Linked DNA regions of Homo sapiens: region 2 is linked to region 1. A link is an interaction called in ENCODE POLR2A ChIA-PET data of the cell type or tissue named here. Cell type or tissue: MCF 10A. All regions are shown on one strand. Links, peaks and the distances in the headings refer to the core of each region. The heading gives the core; the rest is flanking DNA.

Region 1 (11,530 bases), core at 1,069-9,068:
TGGATAGGACACAGGCATATACATATAAATACATTTCTCAGATGCAGTGACTGTTTTTCTTTGTTTGACTCATCTTCCCTATGACACTAAGCACAAGGGCTGAATCAATATTAACAAACCACATAAAGTGATTAATCTATAGTTCACAGCCTGTGATGCAAATGTGAACTCTGCCTCATCCTTTGACTCAAATGCACAGAATTATCAATTTACTTTCTCTTGATTTTTGTACAGTTAAAGGATGAGAGGCTAAATATATTTGGGTTCTCCTAATGAAAATGTCAAGTTTTTGTTTATATGTATATATTTTTAAATATTGCTTAAAGACGCACAAACACTGGGTTTTTTTTAGCACCCCTCTCCCACTCTTAGCTTTTAGGTATGGGAGCAGCAATGAAAATGATTTTTTTCATGGTAACTCTGTTTTTATTCCACTTAAAGCTCATATGTAATTGTTTGAAGACACTTTCCTTGGATCCTTTCATGTGTTTGGAAGTTTCAATTCTCTTCTAAGTGGCATTTTTAGAGAACAGTAGATATATAAGATTGCCCGGGTGGTCCTTCCCAGGCAAGGCAACATTGACCTAAGAAAACAGGATGCAAGGTAGATTTGTAAAGACTTCTAGGGAAAAAAATTTCATGGATACTTAAAATTACATGAAAGAGTTCTACTTAATTTGATAGCTCATGACACTGCTTACTACTTATTTTAGCAGGTTCAGCATGATACCACCTGGATCTCCAATGACTATTTACATACAGAAGGGAAGAGAACAGCAGGACGTTCTTATACTTTAATACTGGCTCACATTATTAGCAATCCTGGTTAATTTATACTTCAGTTTTGTTTTCTTCAAGATATGCTTCCTCAATAAATATGTTTTTTTAATGTTTCTATGTACAGATTATAGTGAGGACAAGGTGCTCCAGGAATATGGGGCAAGAGACGTAGAGCTATTTTCCAATTTGATGTTGCCAAAAACTTCAGAGACTGTGATTCAGTTATTTAAATAAGATCTAAGAATGCATCAGTCTGCACGTTAGTATAACTTAATTTCCAAGTATTCTAGCATTCTTTGGAGTGTTTTGGGATCATCAAATATTATGAAATTGTTCAATGAAGAAATATGTTTCCAGTCATGAATCATTAAATATAAGTCTGGTGTCAACAGAATATAGACAGTCAGTTGGAAGGACAAAATTTGATGTTTAAGAATTGGTAAAATATAGGATAAGATTAAATATTTGTTTTACATATGAGGCAATGTAATAAAATAGTTTTATTTTTAAAAGAATTTATATTTGCTTTGTACACTTAAGACCTTACATTTTGGGAGGTTTTCATGGTACGATTGCAGACTATATATTCCTAACTTTGAAGGCTACAACACATTTTCAGGAATACTGCAGGACGATAACCAAAAGTAAGAAAATGCGAAATAAGGTTTAGTTTGGGGACATTTTTCAGTACATATTTCACTTTTTATATTAATTGGGAGAAAAAAATTAATGACTATGTCTTACCTGAGCAGGCTTCTTCTGAACAACTTGTTGTGGCTAAGGAGGAAAAGAAAAAGATATATTTTAAAAGAAAATATACATTATAGAAAAAATTAGGTGTACATATTTTAAATACAGATACTTGTCTGCAAAGGAAAGAGGAAAGTATAAAGTTCAACTGGTATATCCAATGTTAAAAGTGTTTATACTTGGCCAGGCATGGTGGCTCACGCTTATAATCCCAGCGCTTTGGGAGGCAGAGGCGGACGGATGGCTTGAGCCCAGGAGTTGTAGACCAGGCTGGGCAACATGGTGAAACCCTCTCTCTACAAACATACAAAAATTAACAGGGTGTGGTGGCGTTGCAACTGTAGTCCCAGCTACTCAGAGGCCTAAATGGAAGGATCACCTGGGCCAAGAAAGGTCAAGGCTGCAGTGAGCCGTGATCATGCCACTGCACTCCAGCCTGGGTGACAGAGCAACACCCTATCTCAAAAAAAACAAAAATGTCTATTCATGATCTCTCTATATTAAGGAAATACAACATAGGTTATCTCAGTGAAAACAATTCCAATTCCCAATTAAATTCTGGCATACAAGCCAACTAGCTTGAAAGAAACTTAACTGTTTGATTCACTTTGTTTTTAGCCTATATATCACAAAACTGAGGAGTGAAGGTACCTAATTTGTTAATATTTTATTTTTTTAAAACACCTTCACTGAGACATAATTTACATACCACATAATTCACTCATTTAAAGTATATTTTAGTATATTCAGAGGGTTGTGCAACCATCACCACAGTCTAATTTAGAACACTTTCATCTCCTCTAAAAGAAATCTTGTACCCATTAGTGGTTACTCCCCACTACCCTCCACGTCCCTAGCCACCTCCCATGCCTAAGTGACCATGAATCTACTTTCTGTCTCTATGAATTTACCTATCCTGACATTTCATGTAAGTGGAATCATACTATATATGTAGAGTCTTTTGTGTGTGGCTTCTTTCACTGGCCTAGGGTTTTCTAGGGTCATCCATGTGGTAGCATCAGCAGTTCATTCCTTTTCATGCTAAATAATTTTCCCTTGTATGGGTATACCACATTTTACCTATCCATTCATTAGTTGGTGGACATCTGGGGTGTTTCCACCCTTTGGCTATTATGAATAATGCTACTATGAACATTTATATACACGTTTTCGTGCGAACATGTTTTCATTCTTGGGTATGTACCTGGGAGTGGAATCGCTGGTTCATATTGTAATTCTTTGTTTCACTTTTTGAGGAGCTGCCAGACAGCTTTCTAAAGCAGCTGTACCATTTTGCAGTCCGTCCCACCAGCAATGAATCTGGAGTTCCAATTGCTCCGTATACATGCCAATGCTTGTTATTGCCTGTCTTTTTGCTTGTAGACATCCAAGTGGATGTGAAGTTAAACATCATTGCTGTTTCAATTTGAACTTCTCTCACAACTAATGATGTTGAGCATCTTTTCATGTGCTTATTGGCCATTTATATGTCTCCTGGGAAGAAATGTTTATTTAAATCCTTTGCCCATTTAAAAAAAATTTGCTATCTCTTCATAACAAAGTTGTAAGAGTTCTTTTAATGTTTTGCATTCAAGTCCCTTATGATTTGCAAATAATTCTGTGAGTTTGTTCAGTTTCTTCGTGGTATCATGGGAAGAATATTGTGTTATATTGTGTTATATCTGTATCTATTGTATGTGTAGAGCAAAACTCTCCTCTTTTGAGTGAAACATCCGAGGGAATGTTTTTCTGCCTGCCTAACTTTCCAATCGAGTATTAGAGAATACTTCTTATTTCTTTGGCATTATAAAAGATGGATTTGAAGCCTGAGCTTTTCGATGGATTATTTGCTTCCAGTCCTCACTCTCATGTCTGAATATAGGCATGTATTATTCTATCTACACATCGCTGAGATTTGTGAGTACACCTGAGGTACTCTGATGTGGATAGCGACATGCTTTCTTGCACCAGTTCTCCCAAATAACAGCACTTAGGATACGTTCACTATTCACTAGCCCCTGTTCATTCATTCTGAGAGCCCCTTCCTCTCAGAGTTCCTCTCAGTGGTACAGTGGTTTATTGCTGGTACATTAAAAATTCCATATAAAAATCATTAGAGCTTTTTTTTTTTAGATGGACAGAATAAAAATAAAATAAATGGCAAGGTACTTTTGCTCAAAGGAAAAGACGTTCTTCCATTTGACTTTAAATCACAGTAAAGATGACGTCATCACAAAAGCCCAAGTTTTGAGATGATGTTTTCTCCAGGGAAAATCGAACCAAGAACGATGAGGACTTCTTGCCTCTTAGGACACAAAAGCGTGGGCTAATAGAGGATTCATTTCCAAAGGGTCATTTGGAAGAAGAGAGCACTCATCTTCCTCCCATTTTTCCCTGTTGATTACACCTGTACACATGTTTACTCCCAAACCGTTTCAAATCCACATACATTCTTGCAGGCTGACTGGTTCCTACTGCTCAGAAATCCCCCTCCTTTTTTGGCAGAGGCTCCCGCATTCATGTGACTCCTGCACACTGCAGCTCAATGAAATCCTCTGAAAGAGCTGCCAGCTCACCCAATTTTCCATGAATTAGGTCCTGACACTTCAATGAGGGGAAAGACAATGTCTGAATCTCTGCCAGCCCTGGCTCCCGGCCTAGTCCGTGTCACGGAACTTCTACCAGCTACCCTCAGACACAGCACTTCATACTTTTCAGACCACCAAACAAACAGACCCTTGAATACTTTCAATGTTGGTTGGGGTTATGGCTGCCAGGATGTTTTCCCAGCCTCTGGCACCCAATGGCTCCAGACTGTGCCGAGAAAGTTTTTGTTGTTGTTATTTTGTTTTGTTTTTATTTTTATGAATGGCTTTGGTAGAAAACGCAGACTGAAGCATAATACTACCACCATTCATAAAAAGGGAAAGGAAACAAACTGCTGTCTGGAAAGCTTTTTGGACGCCAAACAAACTGTAAGTCTCTTATCTTCCTTGGGGCATCTCTCGGCTCAGAACTAAGTGTTGATTCTTAGAAACCAGTTGCTCCTCGGGGTTCTTGGCATTAAAAACACGACTGGCCACTAGAGTTTTATAAGACCTGAATAACATCAATGATACATATTAGTCTTCTGTGTTGTTAACAGTAAATTTTCATGCACCTTAATAAATGAGTAATATTTTGCACATGCATTTCCTATATGAAAGCTAGAATCCTTTATATTTTTAACATCTGCCCCTTTGTTACTGGGAGGGTCCAGGCCTTACTGTTTTCATTTTCTCACAGGGAAACCAAGGCATAGGGAATTTAAATAATCGTCTGAGATCTTTTTCTAAAACCAAAACAACCCGAGTCTACTGATTCTCTTAATCCCTGATATAATGCTCTGAAGAAACCCAGTCTGTTCCTTGAAAAAAAGAAAAAAGAAAAAAGTCAAATCGAGATCCAATCCAGGAGAAGCTGTACTTCCCGGCTTTGATTTTCATCTCCAGATTGTTCAGCAGGGCCTAGTTCTGATTCCTCCAGGTTGCTGATGAAAAGTGAATCGCAGGGGACAAGAGTCAGACCTGCAAAGTCCAGCTGCCTCACCTCACTTGGAGATTCTTCCTTCATTATCAGTTGTGGAGGGGCTGAGTCCCTCTTAAAGGTGTGTACATCATAATGACTGTTCAGTGAACAGATAGCAAAGCCTTTCAAGTTGTTTAGACAAATCTGATGATCCAATTCTAAGTGTGCACATAGGGAGTTTATACAGTTTAGGCACTTGGTCAACTTGGCATGCAAACCCTTCAATGCACTGAGATTTTGAGTTCATTATGTTGAGACTATTGCACCTTTCAAAAAGCTTGTAATGAAAATCCTCATTCCATGGTTGCATTGAAACTTCTAAAATACAATGGGGTGAAAGAGAGCTTCCTCCCAGAACAAAACATCAATAGCAGCATTGACAAAATCACCAAAGGACTTTGAAGAAATTTTTTGGATTAACAGATGTTAAAACGAAACTGTGGCCGGGTGTGGTGGCTCATGCCGGTAATCTCAGCACTTTGAGAGGATTGTTTGAGCTCACGAGTTCGAGACCAGCTTGGGCAACCTAGCAAGACTTCATCTCTATTAAAAATAATTAGCCAGGTATAGTGGCGCATGCCTGTACTCCCAGCTACTCGGGAGACTGAGGTGGGAGGATTGCTTGAGCCTAGGAGGTTATGGCTGCAGTAAGCTATGATCACACCATTGCACTCCCGCCTGGGTGACGGAGCAAGACTCTGCCTCAAAAAAAAAAAAAAGTGGTGAGAATTCAAAGACCCCATGAGTTGAACATACCACGTGAAGCTTAAAAGGGCTCTTTCTAACCACATGGATTTCAGTGAGTAGTTCTCTGCAGTCTAGCCCTTAGAATGGACTAGCTCAGCCACAATTGAAAGTATAATGCTTAAGCAAATAAATATCATTGTTAAAGTATATACAAATAGCTTAGGGTACAACATGCTAAGAAACTGTAGAAGATAAGCAAAAGGAAAGGACATATTTTTGGATTTCTGAGGTCATACAGCAAATGAACATTTCTCCAAATGGAAGAAAAAAAGTTACTGAATTTTTAAAATCCACAGAGTATTTGGATTTTTAAGATTTTGTAGAGAGACACTTGTGTAGGAAATGGTCTGCCATTCCACCTATTTCAGAATAATTAAGAAGTTCCTCAGCCCTCCTAAGAATACAATCTATGGTTCCAGGAAGTCTAGGTATTTTAAAGCTGATACTCAGACAGCTAAGCCACTCCTTCTGGTAGGTATTGAAAGAAAATCCTTGCTAACAAAGGACCCAGACATTAGTAGTTCATTTTAGTACTAATCTAAACATTAAATAAAAAGAGGCTTGAATTGAGCTTACAAACTTAATTTTTAAAAAAAAATTAGGCACAATGTATGGTAAAGCAAACATGATTATTATGTAAAGGGTCTCAAGTTGACCTTAGAAAGAAAGAAGCCCTTCACATGGCTGTCTGTGCAGATGAGTCTCTGGGTTTAATGTAAGCAGCAGAATTTTAATATAATTAGATCCTTTGCTTCTTGCCAGGCAGTAGTAGGTGATTTTGCCCACTTTGTTTTAAAATCATATGATTTTGTTTTAAAATCATATGACCATTGTTCAACCAATAGGTACTTCTGTGCCATAGCATAATCTTTTTTCATGTAGATTGTTTTCCATTCTCATAGCAATATAGTATAAGACAGATCTTCTAGCTATTTACTAATAAAGAATGTAAAAACCCTAATTTCTATAAAAATTCCTCAATGAGAGTTACATTTTGGGGGCCTTTCACACCTCACAAAATAGCATCTCACAGGATCATCTGTTATTTAAAATTTTAAGTTAAATATGGTGTCATATTAAAAATGTTTACGCAAAAGATATTTGTTTTTCAACTTCCAAAAGAGTCCTTTAGATGTAAGCCAGCTCATTGAACTAGTGAGGTTTATGATCATGTTTGTATCCACACAAGTGTAGCCAGTTTTATCTGCCTGAACTGACAGATGAATATATCCCTACCATATAGACAACATTTCAATAAATACATAGACCTATTACTTAATCACTTCACTGATTTCTAGACAAAATTGACCGGTTATTTATAGAAAAAATGTTCCAAAATATTGAATAAGTAGACACAGCTCAAATTCTAGACAAGTAATCATCCAATCTCTCTGCAAACACTCCAAATGGCCATGAACCATCAAGGCCAGCAGCAGCCTCGACTTGTGTGGTTGGGCACATTGATGGGAGTGGCTTTTGACTTGTGGTGTGAACAATATCCTTCTTCACCCTTTGTCCAAAGTTATTTAAAGGTTCAAAACACAACCTTTCTCTCTGTATAGAACATTCACCGAGATCCACTTTCATTTATGTGCTGTGAAATATGCTCTTATCCTCAGAAATTTCACAGTGCTGTCCTGAATATATTTTCTTTGAATTTGACATTTACCTGGCTGAAGGAGGATGACCATTATCAAGAATTTGCCTTTCACGAAATTATGTGATCGACATACTTGTTCATGGCCCTCCGGATTTAGTTTTAAAACTTCAATATTCCAGAATGTCAAGATTTGTGTTTGGGTCACTTTTCAAAAAATGAACTTCAGGCTTTGGAGGCTTTGAATCATTTTTTTTTTTTTTAAAGCATAAGAACCTCCCCCACACCTTTTATGTTAGATCTTATGTGGAACCCTACAACAGAAAGCAGACAAAATGGTATTTCTGAGACTCATTCACGTGGCCTCCACTCCAATCCATCTCTGCCCTCCCAGGATGCCCCTGAGGCCCCTCAACGAAAAACTGGAGCTCCAGGGGAGGTTAAGTAAAAAAAAAAAAATCTTAGGGCTAAGCATGTTGGCACATGCTTTTAGTCCCAGCTACTTGGGAGACTGAGGCAAGAGGACTCGAGTCCAGAAGTTCGAGGCTGCAGTGTGCTATGATCGCACCTGTGAGTAGTCACTGCATTCCAATATGGGCAACATAGCAAGACTCTGACTCTTAAAAAACAAAAATCTCTGATTTCTAGATGCAAACCCTCCTGCAGACCTGTATCACCAGGATAGGTGGAGGCAGAGCGTCTTCATAGCATTCACCCCGTGTGACTCATACTATCAGGTTGAGCTAGCTGAACTGGCATTTTTGTAGGTCAGAACCAATCAATTATCAGCAATTTCATATGGTTTAATCCCATACAATCAAGATAAGGTCTTTCTAATTCAGTAAGGTAATTTTTGTGACTTGTCATTAGGCTGTATTAGGCAACAGATTTTTGTACCTTCTGCGTAGCTTTTTGTACCTTCTGAGATCCTGTACTCAATTTTTCTGCTCACTCCTCTCCAGCCTGGATCCTTCCCCTTACACTTATTTTACCAAAGACTGCCAGATTGTGGTGAAAAGAGGGATTGGCCTATACCAGGTGTGGTGTTCCAGTTTCTTGCTTATGCTGTGGTTGTTCTTCCAGAGCACCAGGACTGTCTTTGTGGCCATCTGGCTAGATTCTCATACCCACTCCAAATCCACCTGAACTCTACCTCTTCATTGAAACTGGATGACTGAAATAATTTGTACATAACACATCTCTGTGGCTATCCAAGGAAGGTCTAGAATGAAAACTGTCACTTTGAATTAAATTTAAAATTAATGGTCAACTCAGGTATTGATCAGATATAGGGGAGTTCAGTTTGAGGTATTCTACAATAGTAAGTGATCAAAAAGTTTTAATGTACCTAAGGAATGTATTTTGATAATTAGATAGGAATATGATATATCTGAAGTTTGAAGGATTTATTTCAGATCAAATGTTGATGCAACATTGTGAGGATGAGACTCAGCTACAGCTAGCTATACAAATCACACCTCTAGGTACCACTTTTCTGGGGTTGAAAGCTTTTCTGTTTTAGTGCTTCCTAAGTTGGGAATGAACCTGCCCCCTAGTGATGGGAGGCTTTGGTAAAGAGGAGAAACCATCTACCAGGAGTAGCTAGTCAGGGTTTTCTCTGAACCTAGAAAAAGCCTAGGTTAGGTCTTAACTTCCATTCATTGTGCCTCCTGTGTGCATTTAGAGATGACTGTGAAATGTGTGTACACATGTAGCTATGGGTGGTTACAATTCAACAGTAACATCTGGCCCTTATGGTGCAAAGGAGATTTTGTAGTTCTCTGTACAAAGTCTCCTAAGAAGCGATAAATCTATGGGGGAGTTTTGGCAAAATCTCTGGAATTTCTGCTTGGTATTGTGGAAGAGGGGAAGTGTTCTTTATTTTCTATTCTACTTGGCTTTGCGCTTAGACTTTAATGCAAAAGACAAAAGTAAGCATCATTTCAAAAGTATTTATTGGATTATTATAGCAAAGTGCCCTCACTGCTGCTGGCCTTGTTTCATCTGCTCAAGGATGAGAATAGCCACAAGCTGCTCTAGTTAGTGTTGATTAACATCAGACTGCGTATGTGTGGCAATGAGCCATAGCAGCTCTCATGAGAACAGACTGGGGGGCTGATACTTTGGAGTTTTTGCCTTCCCTCTGGTGCCTTTCAGACACCTTTGGAATGGAGTGAAAAGATCAATGGGAAGCCCTTTAAAAATCACAGTGTCATGATTAGTTTCAAAATGTATCCTTCTGGATTCTGACCTGATGAAGTGGTTCATTGGCTCATCGAATACTAATTGATATTTGAACTATATGACAGGCAGGAACTGGGTGTAGAAAACAAAGAAGAAATCTTTCAAGAAGCCTAGAGTCTAATGGGGGAGACAAATGAAAAACAGATATTAGAGTACAATGTACAATTTTAGATTAATATTTTTTTCCTACAATGTTTTCTTAAGTGCGGGGAGGCGTGCTCATCAAATATGGAAAAGATAAATGTATGAAAGAAGAGATGACTATTTTCTTTATAATAGGGAAAATGAAAAAGTAGAGATAAGGTCACTGAAAAAAAATTCCAGAAGAAATTTGAAGACGAAGTAGAAGAAAAGTATCACTTTTTCCCTATCACAAAGAAATACATTAAGAAAATTTCTTTGCCTTCACTTTGGAAAGTTAAAGATTACAGTTAAGCTTAACAAATTAGAAAGCAAAAGATGTGGTTTGGGGATAGTGTTGTCAAACCATGGTTAGTGTTAAGGGGATGCTCCGGTGTGCTCCCGAGTTATAGCAGTTTAATAGGCATTTTTGTTTTACAGGAGATGGTTGTGCTCTGAGGAACATAAAGCAGTCTGAAGTAAACAGTCGCACACAGGTGGGGTAAAGGAATACACAGTCTCAGAAGTTGACTTTTCATCTCATTTTTTATGATTCTCTAAGATTTTAGGGGAAAAATCCACCCTTAGTCAAAAAGTGGAGTGAAAATTGTGAGATTAATGTTACTTCATAGAAAATAATGAATGTTTCAGTCCTATTTCCTTATGCTACAAGTTTTCAAAAAAGGAACGCTATACATATATATGTATACACACACACACATATATACATATTTTTTAAGGCCCAAATTATTTATTCTATATGTATTTCTTTTTCTCTGTGTATGACCATTCACAAAGCTAGGTCACTTTGCATATGCACATGTGCTTAAGAGCCAGCACAGGAAAATGAATAAATATTTGAACTGCCATGCTGCTGGGTTTTCACAAATCAAACATGTATGCACAGATGCTATAGCCTAAGTTCAAACTTTAGCTAATGTTAACTCCAGCCAAATAAAGACTAATTAATGCTCAATATTAGATGAAAAGGAGGCATCTATGAAATAATGGAAATGAAATTAGATGCTATTGGAGATTACCAAGAATTAATATCCAAATTTGTTGTTAATACTCCAATCACGTTGGCAATATACTTGAAAGTCCCTTTAAGATATGCATCTTCTTGACATTTGGCCAATTATTCAGATAGAGATTATATGAAATCGGATCAGGACTTGAACTAGATACACACAATTTGACATGTAACATGTATATCTTTTCTTGTATGCTTGCCCATAAGCTTACAGAAAAATATGATTTTTAAAACAGTTCTTAGTACTTTCATTCTGACTAAAGAGATTTAGAATCAATACTCAGAAAATTTATTTGGTTCCAAGAACATTTGCCCAATCTTAGACTAAACATTTGGAAATGGTTTTACAAAATGATTTGACTATCAAGTATTTCCCAGCAGCTATAACAGTTACACATGGAAACTGAATTTAAAAAGCTGAATCATGATTTTAGGCATTTCTTTTCCTTAAGGAAAGAGTCAGTACATTTATTTGTAATCTCTTATGTTCTCAAGGACTACAAATGGATAGTTTATGGGTTGAGTGCTCTATGATACTTAACTGAGTCATATCTCTCCTAGAAGCCTAATTTAGCACTATTTTCTTGGCACTAGTTTAGGGCTGACTTTAGGAGTTGAGTTGTTTTTCTTGGAGGAAGCTTAATATTCACTCCGAGAAACATTAACTATTCCCGAACATTAGCTTATATCCT
Region 2 (11,530 bases), core at 2,022-10,021, 120 kb after region 1:
TAACATGAATACATTTCTATCTTGAGAGTTTATTTCATTGCTTTACTTCACAGAAGATTTTTCTGATATCACAGTTGTTAACATTATTTATAAAGCAATTAGTTTTTCCGTTTTTGTCAGCCCTAGTCCAATCTTCATACACAACAACACACCAATACACACACATATCACATACATCTATAAAAACGTGTTCCTGCTTTTTAGGATAAAGAAAACTTAGTACATATTGTTTCATGTATAAGAATCATCCATGGCTATATTAACACACAAATACAGGTAACTTGAACCAGGATACCTTGTTCCACATTTTACTTTTGTTATCTGAGTTAGCAGCCGGTGGGGGTACTTGGTACAGTGATATTGACTGTCTACACTGCCAAATGAAACTTTCCTCTTTTTCTCTTCAATCTGCCTGGTAAAAACAAATAGCTTTACATGATAGTTGACAAACAGATAGATGGATAGGCAGATAGACAGACAGGTAGATGAGAGATAAAATAAGCCACAACATTTCTCACCAAATAGTATCTCCCTGATCTGGCATTACTATCCAACAGGTCCCATGAATTAACGCAAACTCTATATGACTGTAATGTTAACTCACAAATATTGAGCATTTAAAATATCCCAGGCACTCGATTGTCAGTCACATGTGTTACGTTAATCCTTACAGCAGCCTTATAAAGTGGGTATTATTATTCCTCTTATTTTGTAGATGAACAACTAAGTCTTAGATAGGTTAGGTATACAACTGGCTCAAGGTCACAAACAAAGCAGGTAAGTGGCAGACCTGGGATTTGAACCCAGTTTTGTCTAACTGTAAAGACTGTGCTCCTAGCCTCTTAACAATGCTACTACCCGGTAGTATACAAGCATTTGCTACCATAAAAAAATACTTTAGGAAACTAAAATTGTCACTGATTCAGTTAATTTCCCAGGACAAAAGAAAACCTGGTAGCCTTTAGGGGTTCTATCTAACCATCTGATTTGGACACTCTGAATCATTGTTTATTATCACTTTTGAATGGCTCCACAAAGGAATCATTTGTTGTCAGAGGTTAGTGGCATTGTCTTACCTTCAGTCCCAAGGGCATGAATTTAGCGAAAGCCCAGAGTGTCAAGTAAATAATACCCTCTTCAGAGCATTGCCTCATGGAGAGGGAGGTGCCCTGAGAAGATCACAGACTCTACCTTGGAACGCTTAGATTCCAATTCCTGCTCTTCCATTTTAGCTTTATGACTTTGGGCAGGTCCTTGAAGACCTCAATTTGGTTTCATCCGTGCAATGGAGATGACTCCTCCTGTGAGACATCATTCCTAGAAGTACTTAGAAGTTCCTGCCTCCCATGAGGTGCTCCATAAGTGTTCTTTCACTCCTAACTAGATGGAACCCTTAAAGGGAGTTTTTCTTTTTTTTTTTTTTTCTTTTTGAGACGGAGTCTCGCTCTGTCGCCCAGGCTGGAGTGCAGTGACGCGGTCTCTGCTCACTGCAAGCTGCGCCTCCCGGGTTCACTCCATTCTCCTGCCTCAGCCTCTCAAGTAGCTGGGACTACAGGCGCCTGCCACCACACCCGGCTAATTTTTTGTATTTTTAGTAGAGACGGGGTTTCACCATGTTAGCCAGGATGGTCTCGATCTCCTGACCTCGTAATCCGCCCGCCTCTGCCTCCCAGAAAGGGAGTTTTTCTTCAAGTTAGTTTCCTCTCACAGAAGCCTTGGTCAATGCAAGTATTCCTTCACACCCATCTGTCACCTTTAGAATGAGGCTTTTAAGGATCCCTTTGGCTATTGCATAGTGAGTTATACATGAGTGTGGAGTTCTCTAGCACAGAAGCAGCATCTGACTTAATCTTTGGAAGCAACTGTAAGATTGCACAGTTAACCCAGTAGTAAATTACACAAACATGGAAAATAGAAATCCTTTTTATTGAAAAGGGGGTGTGAAGTCAGGGTGGGAGAAGGAGCCTATTGACCTTAGAAGTTAACAGTGCTACACCAGGCTTTTTCTGCACGGTTGTTATGTTTCAGGGGCCATGATGTGATCTGGGTGTATCTAAAATCTATTGAAGAGAGAGGTTTTTTTTCTGAAAGAGTTTCACTGTATTTCAAAATCAGAGAAAGCAAATCTCTCAAAAACAGAAAAAGCCCTGCAAATAAGATGACTTTTAAATGAGCATCTCATTTACAAAAAGCCTATTGAGAAATAAAATTTGCACCATTAACTAAAGGGCAAAATATCACGATTATCACTCGGACTTGTTAAAAGCAAACTTGCTCCTTGGTCGTTCAGGCCAGTGTTACATGTAAACTGAAACCCTCTTCTGAGACTACATCTAGAAGAAACACATTAGCTGTGCTGTGTGGCGTCAATCTGGGAGGTTTTCATTGTTCTTTAAAACCCACATTATTTAATCATTCTAATCAAACTCCACAAAGGCTGCAAAACAAGTTAGGGTTTTAGTTTGTAAACCAGCTTAGATCCAGGATTTTTACATATTGGAAAACATCAGCTTTAATATTGTTTTCCTGTGTTTAATGCTCTTCAGGATATTATTTTTCAAAAAAGACAAACAAAACATTCAGGAGGCTTGTTTTGTTTTAACATATGCAATACTGTAGAAGTGTATATTTGGTTTTCCTTTGCCAGAATAGAATTTGGCTTTATACTACAAACCCATGTATAACAGAGGCATAACTAATTCTCACTATTTATTGCTCACATCAAGAGAGAAAAGGGAGATATGGTCGGAATTCTCATTGGTAAGAACTGAAATTTCAGACTGTTACCAGCACTATTATGCGAATATTTACAACAATCATATCTCATTAAAAGTGTCATTTCTCCCTTGTTTGCCCTCATTAATATTTTTATGTTTTAAACTTCAGATTCAAAACTGTACACTTAATTTTATGATATATTTAGAAGCAAGTCCATGAAGATTAGGAGAAATGTTAAATGGGAAATATAATTATTTCTTTCTCTAAGAAGTTCTGTACTCCAGGCTCTTCAATGTACTGCATATTTTAAAAACTAATTAGGAAAGAAATTCACTAGCAAATACATCTCTTGAGCTTGAAAACAGTGCTTAGCACTAGTGCCTCGTGTACAGGAGGTGTTCACTATATACTTGTTGAAGGAAGGGAAGGAGGGAGGCAAAGAGAGAGGCAGGGAGGAACGGAGGGAGGGAGGGAGGAAGGGAGGAAGGGAGGGAGTGAGGGAGGGAAGGAAAGAAGGAAGGAAGGAAAAAAAGGAAGGAGGAAGAAGGGAGGGAGGGAGGGCAAGAGGAAAGGAAGGAAAAGTGTTTATATGTGTGTCTTATTTCCCTCTTATCATCAGAATTCTAGAGTTCAGTAAAACTAGAGATAATTTCACCTAGCCCTCTCATTTAGCAAAGAAGAAAACTTCTGGATGTGTTACAATTCCCAAAGACATAGCCCCATGATATTATTTGGGAACCAGAAGTCTTGTGGGTATCAGTCGCAGAAGGCATACATTTCCAATCCCTTTATAACCTTTGGAGTGGCCCTTCAAAGGTTTCCCAAAGCGTAATTTCCAACCTGCATTTCAGGTTACTGGAGATAACAGAAATCTACCTTGTAACAAATATTTTACAGAACATTCAGCACATGGTAGTGGAAAGAGTATAAGCTTTAGAATTAAAGTGAATTCAAACCCAGGTGCTACCATTTACCAGAGTTGAATATCAGATATGTCCTGTTTACATCTTTGAATCACAGTTTTCTCATTTGTGGAATGAAGACCACAATGCCTAAATCAGAGGATTAAAGGAGCTAACATATATATAAAGTGCCTGACAAAAGCTATGGCATTTAGCACTTAGTCAAATGTAATTTCTTTTCCCTCCCCTTATTTTAAAATGCTACCCACAAATATAATACTTACCAATTTTCTTAGTTTCCAAAGTGACTTTCCAAGCATTATCTTACTTCAGTAGGGCAGGGCAGGTGTTACTTCCCGTTTTACAAATGGGAGATTAAGCAACCTGCCCATGTTCACAGGTAGTAGAACTGAGACCCAATCTGATTTCAATGCAGTGAAGTGTCTGTTCTTTGGAGAGCTATTCCCATATAAAATAAAACTGCCATTCAAAAATTTAAAAAATAAAAGATAACCTTCTAGGGTGAAAATCAAATTAGTTAAAAGTAATGTATTTCCAAGTTTCCTATAAACACATGGACAAGAGCAGAGGTTGGAAACTAAGAATAATTCAATTCTGACTTCAGGGTCAGGTTTAGGTGGCTATTAATTTTTTGCTATTACAAGTTCTCTCATCATTTTTTTTATGTACTGTGATATAGCCAGAAATCCCCCACTGCAAATCCATCAGTGCATCTGTACCAAAAAAAAAAAAAACTAGAAAAATATTTGGGTGTGATGGTGCCCTGTCTTGTTTGCATGTATCTTGATTTGCATGAAGCCCACTATCCAAAGCCTAGAAAGCACATTTTATTTCCTTCAGTTGCTATTTTTAAAAATATAAACAGTATAAATCAATGTACACTGATATCAAAATCAACTCTACGAATCAATCCCACTAAGTACTGAGGAAATTCTCATTTTACCTTTTTGATAATCCAGTTCTGTAAGTTTCCTAATTTTACATGCAACACTTTTAGCCTTGAAGAGACATTACAATTTGCTATCACAATATATTTTCCAATAGAAAATATAAGTAATTTCCATCACCCATTGTAGTTCCTGCCTATTACCCAAGTTAGCCTTTACTGTCAACTCTGGTGTCCTTATTTTGCACATGCTTATCTTCATGTATACAAACACTAAATTAAAACCAAAGCCAAATGACAGGCAAAGTTATCATTTTCAAAGTTTAAGATTCTTCTCCTCCAAATCTTCTCTCTACTTCTTTGTAATCATAAAAATCAATAGCAATGATACAAGAGATCATTGCTATTGATCACAGGAGTTACCTTCTGAGCAAACATGATCCTAGACAAAAGAGAATGCCTGCACTACTCTTCCCTAATTTAAATAGAATATGCCATTCAAAATTGCTCAGTGTATTAAAACAATATGAAATAATGCAATGCCCTAACAAATAACAGTTCTCTATTTCCCCTTTTCTCTTGGTTGGCAGAACAAAGATTCATAACTAAAACCTTCAGAATCAGTGAAATTAATTCAGTTTCCACTTTGTGCCTTCTGCTCTGTAAACTGCAGAAAGTCAACTAACAAGACAAGACATGTTTGAATGATTTAACTGACATAAAATCCTCTTCAGCACCCATCTATTCTCAAGAAAGAACTGAAATGCAATAGAATACCAATCTGGTATATTCTATCTCCTTAGCAAAATGATCTGTTGAGAACTTGAGATAAAAATGAGCCAGGAATGTAGGTCAGCCAGAGAAATGAGGAGACTTCAAGTTCAGAAGAGTTCAGAAGGATGAGAGCTTCCAGAGAAGTAGAACTATAGGTCCCTTGAAATAAAATTACTTCATAAGATAATTCAAATGTATTTCAATCTCCCATATTTGGATCATAATCTGTGATGATTAAAAGCATTACCAGATAGAATGTGCTGGTGCATTAAGTAAGGCTTTGTCTTCCCTGGCAAAGTGAAAGAAAAAAATTAGTCAATTGTTTAGGTAAGTCAGCCTAAATATCAAGATAATGGAACAACAGTTGGACTTTACTTAATTTCACCTGCTGAATTCATTTGTATCCTCAGATAGGGCCCTGAATCCGCCTGAATTCATTTGTATCCTCAGATAGGGCCCTGAATCCCACAATAAAACTTACCTGCCCATTGAAACACAGAGGAATTAAACTAAATCATAGTAGTTTAATTTAGAAACCATAGGCCAGAATTATATGATAACTTCCAAAGTTACCTTTCCTTAACTCACCAATAATAATGTCTTTGGTTTCTCCTTTTAATTAGGCCTACTATATTCTGAAGAAAATTCTGTCCTCACTCAGCATTTATGCTGAATGATTTTTCTGAAATGGTGACTAAAACTATCTTCTCTCTTTTTAAAATATCTGTGATTGGTGTGGGTAATGATTATGAAAAGCAAACCACATTTCGAGAAATGCAAATGATTAGAAGGAGCATGAAGTAGTCTTTACAGTATCTAATTAATTCAGGCCTTCTTTTTATAGCAAATCAAACATAGAGATTAAACATTTACTCTGAACACATTATTTTAACTATAACTACTTTATCTAGATATTTTCATTCTGCACTTTGCTTCCTAGATCTGTCCATTACACCTAAAGTCAAAAGGGTGGTGAACAAATATATGACATGATGAAGTAGGGTTATCTCACACCTGAGATCTTTTTTTTTTATTTTCATTTTCCTTCCAATAAAATTTAATTCAACCTCAGAAAAAAACTTCCTAAAATATGTGAATGAGAATTGGCTTAAAACTTAAAGGTGAATTTGACCTGAGACCTTCAACACTGAAGAATTAGTGACAACCCCTCCAGTATTCTGTCATGATTAAAAAAGTACAACAAAACCCTAAACTAAAGGAGATTATAACTTCTTTCTCTCTAACCATCTGGGAACTGTAAAAATGCAAAGATTTCCATCCACCACAACCAGGAAAGCAAAGCAAAGCAAAACAAAACAAAAAAGGAAGTTAAGACATAACTGGTCATAGGTGTACCTCAGACTAAAAAATAAATAAAAGGGTAAAGATATGCTCACACAGACGTATACACACATGGACAAATGAATTATTCAGGAAAACTTTAACTTCTGATTTCTTTTATTCAGGTAACTATATGAAACTGATTCAGGGACAAATTTTGAGCACTCAGATTGGAGTTCTGAGGAATGACTAGAATCATTACACAATGGTCATGCATAGTAATTAGTTTTAATGGAATATTAAGTAGATTGAAGAATAATTATCTTCTCTTCCAAAAGTTCCAAGCATAGGAAATTGTGTTCTTATAAATGTCTTTGTTTTACATATTATATAAATCAATTTTCTACTGAATATGGTTTGAAATTGAAGTGATGGCTAATTTAGTAGTCATTCACTTGGTCTTGCAACATTCTGCATGCATTGTCCAGTTTCACACTGTTAATTTTCAAATCAACAGCTTTGTTTTCAAATGTCCCAAGGCCAATTACTGAATCCAAATATAAACTTTGTAAGTCAAGAAACTCCAAGCAGCAAGAAATTTTAAGTATATAACCATCAGGATTTCAGTGTGCATTGCAGCTCCTCTAATTTTAGGCTTCTTTCTTCTCATATACTTACCAGTCTTTGCAATGTATTTTGCATTGTGATGGGTCTCAGTTTACAGGAAAACACTCACTTTGTTACTCATAGAAGACTTCTCATATCTATTCTGGTCAGTCTCACAGGGTATGTTTATCTTACATGTTATGAACAATATAACTTTTTCTAAAAAGATTTGCATTGCAAAATCCTGACGAACATATATGTTTTGTTAGAACACAATATATGCTTAATAAACAAATGTTTGAAAATCATATTTATATAGAATAGTAACATACTCAACAAATTCTGATTTGAAAGTGAAAATACCTTAAGTTTACACATGCCATGAACGATTCATCAATGTCATTCATTATTTTGCAAGGTATTCTCTTCTCCAGATGAAGCGTAATTTATAAAACTGAAGAAAAATAAGTCATGTTATGGGCAAATGTATTTATTCATTTTTATTACAAGAGGGATTTTTATAACACCATTGTAGGAAATAATTGTGTCTGAAAGAATGAAAGATTCTGGAGAAGGAATCTTTAGAAAAAAGAAAGCCTACTTCTGTTTTGGAAATTGGAATAATGTATGCATACACATGAAGAATTTTCAGAAAGATGAGCGGCGTAGGGGGGTCATTTACAAATGCCTGTCACTAGAGTCACTAAAAATAAATCAACCCTTACTTAGGAATAGATCAACTTTAAAAATTTTGCTTTAGGTGGTAAACTAGGCACTAGCTTCAGCTTCCCTTTTCTCAATACAAATTTTGTTAGTCAGTGGTAAGCTTTTTAAAATGAAGCGGAGGCGATGGGAGCGTTTCTATCTATTCATCCAAAAAACATGAAATATAGTAAAATATGGGAGACAATTCATTTTCCTTTTTAGTATTAAATTTCAAATTACTTATTTATGGTGAAATTTAAAGATTTCTTCCTAGGAGATATTATCATGATGTGTTTTTCAGAGGAATTATACCACAGCTTAAATGCGTGTCAGCTATCTAACAAGATATTCATTTGTGCATCTCCTTAGAATAAAAGTAAATTAGGTAAACTCCACACTTACACAACATAGAAAAACTCCTTGGTAAAATCAGTCCATTTTAGTTAATTTATAAATGAGATAAAATGAAACAAATGTAAAGTATTCATATTAAAAATACCAGATTATATATTGCCATTTTTAAATAACAAGGTTACTTAGAGCTATTTTAAAGTTTATTGATTAAATAAGAAACAATTAAATCTAAACTCTAAGAAGCAATTAAATTTAAATATATTAAAAATATGCTCCTCAACTCTGTTCAAAACTGTTAAAACAGACAAGAACTCAGAGTAACTTCCTAAATAACTTTATATGTACCATTAGTTGCTATGGCAGTTTACATACATTACAGTTAGTACCCACAGTCACAAAGAAAATCACACAAAACATTAATCCCCAAACGATGAGCATATAGTCCTTTCTAACAAATACTGTACATGGAGTACCCAAAACCGGTGAAAAGGTATATCCAAATTTAGTTCTGATTTTTGAAACTTTGTTCTCAATTACTACACAAACCTACAAATACAACGCAGAAACTTTTTTTTCCAATTTATTTATAAAGTCAAAAAAGTGACTGGTACTTCTCTATACATGCATTAACCCTGACATAGTTCCTCTTTGCTAGCTTAAACACAGCCAACCTGAAGTTATCTTAAACTGCAAGTTTAAACTTATTAAGATAAACACTGAATATTACACTTAACTGGGTTCCATTCTGCCCAAAAAGAGATATTAAATGAGCCAAATACTTGTTTTAAAAAGTCTCATTGTCCAATTCAGACATTTCTATGTCACTTGATGAAAAGGCATTTTGAGATTATGATATACTATACTGCAGGTTTATTGTAAAACAAACAGTATACTTTATTATCACAATTAAAGCTGCAAAATTCATGGAATTTTTCCACTATCCCACAACTAGATTTACTTCTAATTATCGTCTATTTGGCAAAGTACTTTAATAGGGGGATTTGGTTTGCAGTAGCCATGTAATAAGCACAAAGTAAATCAATCTTTATCATTTTTCAGAGGAAATTGCAAAAACTTTACCACCAGGCAAAATCTATAGTTTTGATTTGTTTTTAACTATTTACAACTGGTGCAAATATTAATTGTGTCATTTTCATCCCGCCCCCCCCGCAACCCCTTCCTTCCTCACTTCTACCCGTTTTAAGGTTCAAATTATTTGGTGGCTGTTTGTTTAAAAACAACACTGTTAAGTATCTTCATAAACTTTTTATGCTGAGCATCTGCTTACAAAAAAGGTTAACTCGCATCTAACTAATGTTAAATGTAAGAAATGAGTCTTGTGTTACCCAGTTGGGACAAATTCCTGGCTGCGGAGTTAGAATGGGAAAGTTACAGGCAGGCTCCTGTAGTCAGTCATTGATGAAGTTAGGAGAGCTTGACTTGAGAAATCTCACCTTTTGAGCTGCTTTAGAGGGACTCTTGTTTTTGCTGCCTTTGGGTCTTCCCCTGGGTCTCTTAGGAGAGGGCTCACCGGTTGGTTCCTAATTGTGAGGGAAAAAAAAATGCTGTTGTGGCAAGAATGTCTGAAAGAAATTGACCCTGACTCTTTAGCTATATTTTCTGCATGTGCTGCTCAAAAGAGCTGTTGGAACACGTTCAGTTCAAGCATAAATGGATGATGATGGTACAGAGTTTACAGAAAGGGGAAATAACTATACTTTTAATGCAAGGGTTCAAAGAGGAAACTCTATTTTGTATATGAAAACTAGATTCTACTTCAAACCTAAAATGGTAACAAAGACTGAAGAGGCATGTTCTAGAAAGAAAGTCATATACTTTTAAGGTGTAAAGTTTACAGGGCTATGCATTTGGCAACTCATAGGAATAATAGGCATTTTAAACGAACACCACTCTGCATTATACTAGCATTTCAAACAACAGAAATACGAAGCTACCATCACAGATATTTCAACAATCTTCCATATTGAAAAGGTGGCCTTTAATCATCTTTGTATACCTGCCTTCTAGGTGGATTATGATTCAACTGACACATTTTGAGTGAAATACTGGAGCAATTATTCAAGTTCTTCAGTTCAAAATAACTCCATTCCCCCTAAAATTTCCAAATAATTATAGTAAATCTATGGTGGGAGGTTTTGCTTGAATCATCTAGTTAATTGCTTCAATTCTCCACTTCCTTTTGGAGATGCAGGCATGGCCTCCAGTCTAAATTTAAATATCTTTTGATAAAAATAAACATATTTTCTTCAAAACTTTCTTTTGAGAAAACTCTTATGGGGGTGGAGTGGAGAAAACTAAAAGGAGGTAAAAGCGAGGAGGAATGGAGTGTCTGGGAATGAGAAATGGAAGCAATCACTTGGTTTAGCAAAACTTTAAATGGCTCCTATGCCAAGTAGTAAATACTCAAGTGGTTAAGAGAATGCGATGATTAATATTCCAGATCCCAAATATTTATCCAGTGAATCATCTATTCACATTTCATTCAGATTCGGTGATTAAGTGAGACTAATTAACTTAAAACCCATGAACGTCCTCAATGAAAATTCGCATCCCATTTAGAGAATTCGGGAAGGTTCCCTGCAAGCTTCTGTGGGACCACTAGCACCAGTGGGCACATCGAGAGCAAACACATCGGAGACAAATTTTTCTTTCTTTGTGAACTCTGCCTTAACTCAAAGGTAAAGTATCCAATCACCTCCAGACCCCATTGTAATTTCTTTTGGATTTTTTTTTTTTTTTTGGAGGGGGGGCAATTAGTGAGTTAGAACTGGGTGGCGGGTGGGAAACAAGTGGGGGAGGGCAGAGACTTCCTGGGAGGTGTAAAACAGGATTCAAATGCGGTGTAAAGTGTCGCTTGGGCAGAGCGGGAAAACTCAGGGGCCTCTAGATCGGCTTGTTTCCTTTGATGATTTCAAAAAGGTACAACTCTCAATTTTTCTAAAATGCACTGGCAAGCAAACATTGTTCAGTTTCCCCACCTTGCTCTCGGACAACTTTGGGACTCTAGGATTATTTTCTAATCGGCGTGTTTGCCATGAAGGAAGCGATTTAAGACTAAGCAGAGAGCAAGTTTTAAAGCCCGAGAAAGTGGAGTTTAAATGTTCTCAATAGACATATCCCGCTCCAACTCTGCCCGCCGCGGCTTGGAAATTACAGCGAACAAAACCCCCAGCCCTGCGCGCTGAGCGCAGCTCTGCAAGCGCCGGCTGCACGCTTAATTGGTTGCATCCGCAGACAAAACCCTCCACTCCGCAGGGTCCCG

The links. Peaks named below come from ENCODE experiments on the same cell type or tissue, not always from the same donor. Only the 100,000 strongest peaks of a DNase experiment are listed, where the experiment ranks them.
Region 2: POLR2A ChIA-PET joins it to region 1 with 12 read pairs; 5 of 35 experiments call an interaction of 5 or more read pairs at or near these places.

What each region holds. Positions count from the first base shown.
Region 1 is chr12:65,941,410-65,952,939 of GRCh38, reverse strand. It overlaps HMGA2 (high mobility group AT-hook 2), which reads right to left. Exons shown (of 5, transcript NM_003483.6): 4 at 1,525-1,557. It overlaps HMGA2-AS2 (HMGA2 antisense RNA 2), which reads left to right and starts at 4,233. Exons shown (of 4, transcript NR_199060.1): 1 at 4,233-4,505; 2 at 4,816-5,176; 3 at 10,247-10,302. In MCF 10A, for the core only: no CTCF peak of the experiment used is centred there; a DNase peak (open chromatin) is centred at 4,089.
Region 2 is chr12:65,826,259-65,837,788 of GRCh38, reverse strand. It overlaps HMGA2 (high mobility group AT-hook 2), which reads right to left. Exons shown (of 5, transcript NM_003483.6): 2 at 9,702-9,788. It also overlaps the pseudogene RPSAP52. Among named protein-coding and RNA genes, the nearest start is that of HMGA2, 7.5 kb to the right of the region's middle. In MCF 10A, for the core only: no CTCF peak of the experiment used is centred there; no DNase peak of the experiment used is centred there.